Linked DNA regions of Homo sapiens: region 2 is linked to region 1. A link is a loop called in an ENCODE intact Hi-C map of the cell type or tissue named here. Cell type or tissue: heart left ventricle. All regions are shown on one strand. Links, peaks and the distances in the headings refer to the core of each region. The heading gives the core; the rest is flanking DNA. Region 1 overlaps LATS2 (large tumor suppressor kinase 2). Region 2 overlaps LATS2 (large tumor suppressor kinase 2).

Region 1 (5,375 bases), core at 157-5,156:
CCTGCTTTTTACTGGCTATGGATGAATGTTACTTTCCCAAGATGGAGCACATGGGCCCTGTGATTGGTACCTGAGGCCCCTGGGGTGTGATAAAGGATTCATGGCCAGGCGCAGTGGCTCAAGCCTGTAACCCAACACTGTGTGGCCTGGTTTTGTTTTGCTTTGTTTTGTTTTGTGTAATCCCAACTCTTTGGGAGGCTGAGGCCAGAGGATGGAGGCAGGAGTTGGAGACCAGCCTGGGCAACAGAGGGAGACCTCGTCTGTATTTAAAAAAAAAAAAAAAAAAAAAAAAAATCCTAGTAATTAGCAAGAGTTTTCCCTATTTTGTGGAAGACCTTGGATAAAACCTACTTCATGTGGGTGAGAAAAATCTCACCTTTGTAAGTTATATCTCCATTGTTAAAAGGACACACATTTTTGTTTTCTTCTTAAGAGAAGGAACTTCCTTAAATAGCCCCCAGCTGGCCATCCATGTCAGAATTCTTCCAGTTTTGAGGCCTTAGAGCACAGCTCAAAGGGAAGGCCAGGCCCATGTTCCGTGCTGATTTCCCTCTGCACTTGCCTTTGGTGTGTCTCTTCACTGACGTCTTCTGGGCCCAGGGAAAACAAAGCCTTGGTGTGCCTGTGACCTTTGTTCAGTGCCAGGCTGTCAGGGCCTTCACTCTGCCAGGTATCGGGGTGGTCTTCCTGTGGGCAAGGCCCAGCCTTTCCACCCTTCGGCACCCTCTGCTAAGCCGAGCCAAGTGGAGCAGTTGGCCTGAAGAAATGAAAGGAACCTTTGTCCTTCCTTCCGGTGTCTGTTTCAGATGAGATGTACAAAATGGAGGTCAGGATTAAGGTAGCAGCAGATGAAATCAATCTGGATATTTGTAGAGGGGTTTTGTGTGGTTTTTATTATTGTGTATATATTGCTTTGTTTTAATATAGACAAAAAAAACTAGAAAGTCTTTTAATTTGGAAAAGAGGTGAAAGAGAAGTGGAGCAGCTGCTGCACAGTGGATACAGTTCTGCCCTTTCTGTGAGGGAGCAGCGCTTTGGGAACCGTGTGTCGGTAAACTCAGCCCCCCACAATTTGGGCATGATAGGGTTTTGAAAAAGCAAAGCTGGCTATGCAGACGGCTCCCTAGCCTGACAGGAGAGTGACCCCAGTGTGGTCCCCAGGGGGCAGGGACGCACCTCGGGATGTGGACGCAGTCTTCTCTTCTGCCCTTGGCCCTCCCATGTGCCCTTCAGCTTGTCTCCACTCTGCTAACACATTAGGGCAACTGGTCCTGCTGGCAGGGCAGAGGGGAGTCCACTGACCCTGTGCTGGGCAGAATGCAGCACGTCAGGGCCCAGGGTTCAAGACCCTCAGCCCCGAGGGCAGCGCTAGAGTGGGGACCAGCCTGGAAGTGCCAGAACCCACTGATCACACCCACTCTGATGCTGTCTTCCTGTTTTTTCCACTGCAGGAAAGGGGCTCATGCCAACCCCAGTGACGCGGAGGCCCAGCTTCGAAGGAACCGGCGATTCGTTTGCGTCCTACCACCAGCTGAGCGGTACCCCCTACGAGGGCCCAAGCTTCGGCGCTGACGGCCCCACGGCGCTGGAGGAGATGCCGCGGCCGTACGTGGACTACCTTTTCCCCGGAGTCGGCCCCCACGGGCCCGGCCACCAGCACCAGCACCCACCCAAGGGCTACGGTGCCAGCGTAGAGGCAGCAGGGGCACACTTCCCGCTGCAGGGCGCGCACTACGGGCGGCCGCACCTGCTGGTGCCTGGGGAACCCCTGGGCTACGGAGTGCAGCGCAGCCCCTCCTTCCAGAGCAAGACGCCGCCGGAGACCGGGGGTTACGCCAGCCTGCCCACGAAGGGCCAGGGAGGACCGCCAGGCGCCGGCCTCGCTTTCCCACCCCCTGCCGCCGGGCTCTACGTGCCGCACCCACACCACAAGCAGGCCGGTCCCGCGGCCCACCAGCTGCATGTGCTGGGCTCCCGCAGCCAGGTGTTCGCCAGCGACAGCCCCCCGCAGAGCCTGCTCACTCCCTCGCGGAACAGCCTCAACGTGGACCTGTATGAATTGGGCAGCACCTCCGTCCAGCAGTGGCCGGCTGCCACCCTGGCCCGCCGGGACTCCCTGCAGAAGCCGGGCCTGGAGGCGCCGCCGCGCGCGCACGTGGCCTTCCGGCCTGACTGCCCAGTGCCCAGCAGGACCAACTCCTTCAACAGCCACCAGCCGCGGCCCGGTCCGCCTGGCAAGGCCGAGCCCTCCCTGCCCGCCCCCAACACCGTGACGGCTGTCACGGCCGCGCACATCTTGCACCCGGTGAAGAGCGTGCGTGTGCTGAGGCCGGAGCCGCAGACGGCTGTGGGGCCCTCGCACCCCGCCTGGGTGCCCGCGCCTGCCCCGGCCCCCGCCCCCGCCCCCGCCCCGGCTGCGGAGGGCTTGGACGCCAAGGAGGAGCATGCCCTGGCGCTGGGCGGCGCAGGCGCCTTCCCGCTGGACGTGGAGTACGGAGGCCCAGACCGGAGGTGCCCGCCTCCGCCCTACCCGAAGCACCTGCTGCTGCGCAGCAAGTCGGAGCAGTACGACCTGGACAGCCTGTGCGCAGGCATGGAGCAGAGCCTCCGTGCGGGCCCCAACGAGCCCGAGGGCGGCGACAAGAGCCGCAAAAGCGCCAAGGGGGACAAAGGCGGAAAGGATAAAAAGCAGATTCAGACCTCTCCCGTTCCCGTCCGCAAAAACAGCAGAGACGAAGAGAAGAGAGAGTCACGCATCAAGAGCTACTCGCCATACGCCTTTAAGTTCTTCATGGAGCAGCACGTGGAGAATGTCATCAAAACCTACCAGCAGAAGGTTAACCGGAGGCTGCAGCTGGAGCAAGAAATGGCCAAAGTAATTTCACACTTCATTTTTACTATTTGTTCCCGGCTCATCCCTCTACTGGCAATAGGAAGCACGCACAATCCCTTTTCTGTTTCGACTGTATACCCCTTATCATCAAAACGGCTAATGGGCGACAGTCTGGTTCTGGGGCCAACAACTTGGAGAAGTTGCAAATGGTGTGACCTCCCTTTCGCCTTTCCCCTTGACTCTTCTGAAGAATCAGAGATAGCTGTGCATAATGTAGCCAGCGTAATGTAGGTAATCTACAATTTACATTGTAGGTAAATTAGCAAATTAAGTTTTAGGGTATGTCCTCGCTTAACAAAATTCATCATGGATTAATAATAGAACATTTGAATGAGTAGAAACAAAGTTTAAGGTTTTGTAAATTGAGATTGTGGGATTTTGGAAGAAAAATGTATCTAGTAGTGATTCCATTTATTCTTTTAAGTGTTTAGTTAGTAACTAATGATTTAAATATACCTTAGTTGACACTGAAGTGCTGAAGAAGGTAATTATTGATGAAACTATTTAAATTAAAATGTAACAGATTTAAATCACACAAAGCCAATAATTCCAAAGCCTGAAAACCAGATTTGTGTTCTTTTCAGTGTCCCGTATTCACTGATTTTTTTACAGATATACTTTTCATTTGTGTTTTTTTTATTTTTATTTTTTATTTTTTAATTTATTTTTAGACGGAGTCTTGCTCTGTCACCCAGGCTGGAGCGCAATGGCGCGATCTTGGCTCGCTGCAACCTCTGCCTCCTGGGTTCAAGCGATTCTCCTGCCTCAGCTTCCCGAGTAGTTGGGGTTACAGGTGCCTACCACCACGCCTGGCCATTTTTTTGTGTTTTTAGTAGAGACGGGGGTTTCGCCATGTTGGTCAGACTGGTCTCGAACTCTTGACCTCAGGTGATCTGCCCACCTCGGCCTCCCCAAGTGCTGGAATTACACGTGTGAGCCACCACACCCAGCCGTTTATTTTTTATTTATACATAGTATTTGTAGATTTGTGGGGAACATGTGATATTTTGTTACATGCATAGGATATGTAATGATCAAGTCAAGGTATTTAGAGTATCCATTGCCTGGTGTATTTATCATTTCTGTGTTGGAAGCATTTCAAGACCTCTCTTCTAGCTATTTTGAAATATTGAATACATTTTTACTAACCATAGTCATACTAGTTAGAGTTTGTTCCTTCTATCCAGCTGTATGTTTGCACCAATTAACTTCTCATCTCCCCTCAACACACACACACCCTTTCCCACCTCTGGTAACTATCATTCTACTCTCTACCTCTATGAGATCAATTATTTTAGCTCCCACATATCAGTAACAGTGTGTGGTGTTCTAACCGAACTTCTGTTCCTGGCTTATTTCACTTAACATAATGACCTCCAGTTCCATTCATGTTGCTCCAAATGACAGGATTTCATTCTTTTTTATGGCTGAATAGTATCCCATGGTGTACACAGACCACATTTTCTTTATCTGTTCATCAGTTGATGGACACTTCAGTTGATTCCATGTTTTTACTGTTGTGAATAGTGCTGCAATAAACATGGGGTGCAGGTATCCCTTTGATATACTGATTTCCTTTCCTTTAGATAAATACCCAATAATGGGTTTGGTAGATTGTATGGTAGTTCTATTTTTAGTTTCTTTTTTTTCCTTTTTGATAATAGTCGTTCTAACTGGGGAGAGATTATATCTCATTGTGGTTTTCATTTGCATTTCCCTGATGGTTAATGAGCATCTTTCCATGCACCTCTTAGCCATTTGTGTATCTTCTTTTGACAAGTGTCTATTCAGGTCATTAGCTCACTTTTTTTTCTTTTTGAGACAGAGTTTCGCTCTTGTTGCCCAGGCTGGAGTGCAATGGCACGATCTCAGCTCACCACAACCTCCGCCTCCCGGGTTCAAGTGATTCTCCTGCCTCAGCCTACCGAGCAGCTGGGATTACAGGCATGCACCACCACGCCCAGCTAGTTTTATGTTTTTGTAGAGACAGGGTTTCACCATGTTGTTCAGGCTGGTCTCAAACTTCCGACCTCAGATGATCCACCTGTCTCAGCCTCCCAGGGTGCTGGGATTACAGGTGTGAGCCACCGCGCCTGGCCTTATTTTATTTATTTATTTTTTAATTAAGACGGAGTCTTGCTCTATTGCCCAGGCTGGAGTGCAGTGGTGAAATCTCGGCTCACTGCAACCTCTGCCTTCTGGATTCAAGCTATTCTCCTGCCTCAGCCTCCTGAGAGCTGGGACTACAGGTGTGCGACACCATGCTCAGCTAATTTTTGTATGTTTAGTAGAGACGGGGTTTCACCATGTTAGTCAGGCTGGTCTCAAACTCCTGACCTCAAGTAATCCGCCTGCCTCAGCCTCCCAAAGTGCTGGGATTACAGGCGTGAGCCACCATATCTGGCCTTTTGGCTTACTTTTTAATGGGATTATTTGATATTTTTTTTGCTGTTGAGTTGAGTTCCTTGTATATTCTGAATAA
Region 2 (5,375 bases), core at 1-5,000, 57 kb before region 1:
AAAGGGGATAGTTAAAACGCTTACAATCCCCTTCCCATCTAAGCAAGGACTAGGAATTCAAATGTCATCTCTTAGTGTTTGCTATTGCATATGGTTGTGCAATAGATCTATGTAAATTAATTCTTTGAACCGCACCTGACACATAGTAAGGCTGGGTGAATATTAGCTATCCTTTTTTTTTTTTTTAATCCACTTGAAAAAGTCTGTGAAGCAGGGTCGCGGTTTACAGTTATAAAGTTCCTTACGGAAGCTAAACATCCAGATCCCTCTGCCCATCCCCGTTTAGAGGGTACTCTTTTTGGATCAGTTGTTCTTCGTTTATTAAAACTCAAAATGATTATCCTTCGAAATCTGCTCATTGAGTTCTGTGGAGTAAGGGGGAGTGGGTGAGGGAAGGGGCAGCCACTAAGGGCTTTGGCACGGTGTGGGGTGCTGGCCCTGCCTTTCCCACCAGCGGGCACCTTCCCTGGGTTAGAGCAGCTGGTTATATAAACATTCATCACGGGGTGAAGAATAGGGAGGATGTTGTGTGTTCCAAGTACTGCAGGGCCTGGTACCCTTGTCATCTGACCCGGTGCTCACCACTGTCCTAAGCATCCGTCTCTATTACATAGCAGGGAGTGGGGCTGAGGGAGGCGAAGGGACTGGTCCAGGGTCACCCAGCCTTGTGACAAGTGACCTGTGCTGGCTGCTGAGGGCGGTGTTGACTTGGACTGGATTTTCCTTTCTGAATCAAAGAACAGCAGAGTAGGCCGTGAACGAGGCCTGGGGTAGGTAGAATTTACTATTGGAAAATGCCTTTGTGACATCGCGTTCCATGTAACGAGGCCATTTCCATGCTGCAGTTGTAGTTCTGTAGTAATAACTCTTACCCACATGATCATTTGATGTTCATGTGGCCATGGTGCACTCTGAGAAGTTGCCTACATGCTGTTACCAGTCCCCTTCCATGTCAGTATCAATTGCTACAAGAAAGATATTTTAATTTTACTATTTAGGTCAAAATGCTGGTAAGTGGCCACCTTGTAAAAAACAAAGGAAGTAGTTACCTTCAAAGTCTCATAATGTGTGTGTGGAAACTGCAATTGAAACATTTGCAACATGGGACAGTTTTAATGTGACAGGCTTTGTGGTGTCTTTTAGGAAAATTGGGAGGGTTTTATAAGGAAAAGTTCAGAAAGTTTTCTAAAGATATGGAAGGACCACATCTCATGTGAGGGGGGAGAGGTTAGTAAAGCCATGGGGATGAAGGACAAGGAGTGGATTGGTTATTAGGAACAAGCCAGAAATCCAAGATCCCATGTAGAAAATTTAAATACTCCTCAAGCTGTGGGTTTCAAAATAAAATTTTATTATAATGAAGTATTTTAAATGAGCTGTCAGTTGTTAATACTACTGTTCTTGCCCTGAGTTGAATATTTATAGCAATTTACTTTATTGCAGATTACGTATTACAGGAAGCATTTTGGGACAGCCGTAGATGTCATGTGCTCTAACCATGGTTGAACAGTATTTTTGTCATTTCTGAGAGGTGATGCGTTCTTTCTTTTCTTTCCAAGCGGTATATTTCCACGATCACTGTTTATTTCTGAAAAGTAGCATTAACGTTGCGTGAAAATGACAAATGAACATTTCTCTCCCATTTATTTTCTTTTTCAGAGAGTGATAATCTTCAAAATGAAGACTTTGGAAAATTTTAGGTTCTCTATAGGAACTACAAAAATGGAAGGAAAGAACATTTTCAAAAGGAAATTATTTTGAAAGTATGTTTACAACAAACTGATACTATTGACAGTTTTTTTTTTTAAATAATAAAACACTTTAAGAAGATTGTATTTATGGTAAAAGGAAACTGGACTAACAATGAGGCCAAAGACTTTTCCTGCCACGACTTATTCTGGAAATAGCCGGCAGCGACTGCAAGAGATTCGTGAGGGGTTAAAACAGCCATCCAAGTCTTCGGTTCAGGGGCTACCCGCAGGACCAAACAGTGACACTTCCCTGGATGCCAAAGTCCTGGGGAGCAAAGATGCCACCAGGCAGCAGCAGCAGATGAGAGCCACCCCAAAGTTCGGACCTTATCAGAAAGCCTTGAGGGAAATCAGATATTCCTTGTTGCCTTTTGCTAATGAATCGGGCACCTCTGCAGCTGCAGAAGTGAACCGGCAAATGCTGCAGGAACTGGTGAACGCAGGATGCGACCAGGTGGGTACAGACCTCTGCAGGGCCATGTGCAGAGGCAGCTATGGGACAGCTGGGGCAGTCAGAATGGTTTGGCAACTACTTGAAGGCTTTGAATTGGTTACTACTTATACAAGTGTTTCTAGGTTAAAAACCCAAGGCCCTTTTAACACATAATTGAACTCACAATTGAAGGTTCTCTACCTTCTCTCTAAAATGGTCTTTTGAGCTGCTTTTCCTTTTCAGGCAAGTTCCAGAAGTTGCTGAGGTCTCCTGAAATTGTAATGTGTATTTTCTGATCTGTTCTTGTGGAGATGAAAAGGGCTTTCGTGCTTAGCCCCTTTTTTTGGTGTTTATTCGGGTTATTCTGAGCTATCGTGGAAAGAGACTGGCTTCCCTTTTCTTGTTTTGGTTTGTGCATTTTTTTTTTCCTAGAAATGGGAGGGTTGAGCAACATGCATTGGCTATTCTCTGACTCGGTTTTCTCCTATTTAACAATTAGTGTATATGCTGTTACAGGGGGTGTAACTATTAACATGTTCAGGAAATGGGAAAAACTAGAAAGAAAAAGCTTGAGAAATCGTCAAAATTGTGGCAACACAGTCTCACTTTTCAGTTGTTTAGGATTAAAGGATACATTAGTGGAGGTGGCACCAGTTATACATTAATACACAGCTTACAGAGATGAGTGTGGTGGCTCATGCCTGTAATCCCAGCACTTTGGGAGGCCAGTCAAGAAGATCACTTGAGGCCAGGAGTTTGAGACCAGCCTGGACAACATAGCGAGACTCCCCATCTCTACAAAAAATAAAAAGCTGGACGTGGTGGTGTGCACCTTGTAGTCCCAACTACATGGGATGCTGAGGCAGGAGGGATCGCTTGAGCCTAGGAGTTTGTGGCTGCAGTGAGCTATGATAGCCACTGCACTCCAATCCTGGTTAGCTGAGCGAGACCCTATCTCTATTTAAAACACACACACACACACACACACACACACACACACACACACACACACACACCCCTACACCTCATAGCCATACATTTATGATCTCTTAGCAATTCGTATACCTGAATACAATCCAAATTGAGGGACAGGACCATATAAAATGGAACTAGTGTCCAACCAGGTAAAAATGTAATTAGTGAAATGTAACAAGTAAAACATAATTGCATTATGAAATGATTCATGAAAGCCAGTGTTTTATTACAATCTGTCATCTTAAAAATTACAGTTGCATGAAGCGGAAATAAGCTAAGTATTTTTGGTACCTTGGAAAAGTAGTAAGATTTCATGCTCAAAGCACATCAGAATGGCCTGAGCACTTCTGGTTTCTTAGAAATAACCTAATTACATACTCCTGGTGTTGCAGTCATAGGAAAAGGCTAACAGTGTTATTTGTTATTTCCAAAACCACTCTCAATCCTCTTGTAGTTTATTACCATAGACCTTAAATAGAGAATTTACATTTCTCAGAGGAGATGTTTGTGAAATGAATCCTGCTGTTTTATAGAGGGCTTCCTTGATAATTTGGGCCATACTGGGATTAACTTGTATATAGTGAGGATTGTTATGTCGAGCTGCTTTGATAAAGCACAGGGTTGTGAGTAATGTGGTGCAGAGTGTTTCAGCAGTGAAGCTGACAGCAAAGGCACAGACATTCTTATTGTGAAAGCATGAAGTTAAATATGCTGCCAAGCATTATCCCTTGACGTACAGAACCCAGCAGTTTTGAAAGTAGGGAAGGAGCAGTCCTGGGGAAATCTGGAGTAAGATTGCAGAGAAACTTTCAGGCCAACAGCAGAGCTTAAAATCTTCTCCTGTAAATCACTTGCAGACAAAGGAGGCAAACCAAGCCCCTGTGTTCTTTGCGGTTGTGTTTCAGCTGTGAGAAAAAGAAACAAGTCAAGCAAATAATCCCAAATACAGGTGGGATCTTATTAGGGTAAAATCCATTAGTGATAATTATAGTGCAAGAAGTAATAAAGCCAGTGCTGTTTCCAATACAGAAACACAAATACACTAAAAGTAAGGATCATGACACCGATGAAGTTTCCATCAACATTTAATTTATGTTAATTGCTAGCAGAAAGGCCTCCATTTACCATATTTAATGCCCTTGAAATAATTCATTCAGTTTGGTGTGTGGTGTTACTTTATAACTTAAAACAGCTGTGCCTCCACCTTTCCCCTCCAACTCACACTTTTCTTGGCCTAGATAAAAAATGTATTTGCGTTCAGAAAATTCAGGTAGGAAAGTCATTATGTGAACCCAAATAATAAGAGAAAAAGATAACCGTACCTTTAGAGTTGTATGCATCAGTTTGTTAAAAAGATGATTTGAATTCAGTATAATAGAGTTCTTTTTTTTTTTTAGACGGTGTCTTGCTCTGTTGCCCAGGCTGGAGTGTGGTGGCGTCATCTTGGCTCACTGCAACCTGGGCTCCTGGGTTCAAGTGATTCTCCTGCCTCAGCTTCCCATGTAGCTGCGATTACAGGCACGCAACACCACGCCTGGCTAATTTTTGTATTTTTAGCAGAGACGGGGTTTCACTATGTTGGCTAGGCTGGTCTCAAACTCCTGACCTCAAGTGATCTGCCTGCTTCGTTCGGCCTCCCAAGGTGCTGGGATTACAGGCGTGCGTCACCACGTCTGGCCGAGAGTTCTTATTGTTGCAGCTTTACCCCTTTCACTCCTACTGTTTTTTGTTTTTTGGTTTTTTTTTTGAGACGGAGTCTCGCTCTGTGGCCCAGGCTGGAGTGCAGTGGCGCAATCTCGGCTCACTGCAACTTCTGCCTCCCAGGTTCAAGCAATTCTCCTGCCTCAGCCTCCTGAGTAGCTGGGATTACAGGCACCCACCACCACGCCCGGCTAATTTTTTGTATTTTTAGTAGAGACGGGTTTCGTGTTAGCCAGGATGGACTCAATCTCCTGACCTTGTGATCCGCCCTCTTAGGCCTCCCAAAGTGCTGGGATTACAGGCGTGAGTTACCATGCCCAGCCACTCCTACTGTTTTGTCTGTTTAAGAGGGTTTTGCTCTGTTGTACAGTCTGGAGTGTGGTGGTGAGGTCAATGCTCACTGCAGCCTCGACCTTCCAGGCTCAAGCAATCCTCCTACCTCAGCCTCTGAAGTAGCTGGGACTACAGGCGTGCCACCACGTCTGGCCAGTTTTCAAAATTTTTTCTAGAGATGG

Evidence for each region. Peaks named below come from ENCODE experiments on the same cell type or tissue, not always from the same donor. Only the 100,000 strongest peaks of a DNase experiment are listed, where the experiment ranks them.
Region 2: it touches region 1 in a loop (2.3-fold over the local background); 11 of 110 quality-filtered maps call a loop at or near these places.

What each region holds. Positions count from the first base shown.
Region 1 is chr13:20,985,381-20,990,755 of GRCh38, reverse strand. LATS2 (large tumor suppressor kinase 2) reads left to right here. Exons shown (of 8, transcript NM_014572.3): 4 at 1,452-2,875. Among named protein-coding and RNA genes, the nearest start is that of LINC00367, 39 kb to the right of the region's middle. In heart left ventricle, for the core only: no CTCF peak of the experiment used is centred there; DNase peaks (open chromatin) are centred at 2,058 and 2,503.
Region 2 is chr13:21,042,515-21,047,889 of GRCh38, reverse strand. It overlaps LATS2 (large tumor suppressor kinase 2), which reads left to right. Exons shown (of 8, transcript NM_014572.3): 2 at 1,660-2,205. The coding sequence starts at 1,864. Among named protein-coding and RNA genes, the nearest start is that of LATS2, 16 kb to the left of the region's middle. In heart left ventricle, for the core only: no CTCF peak of the experiment used is centred there; no DNase peak of the experiment used is centred there; H3K4me3 peaks cover 2,335 bases; H3K27ac peaks cover 2,669 bases.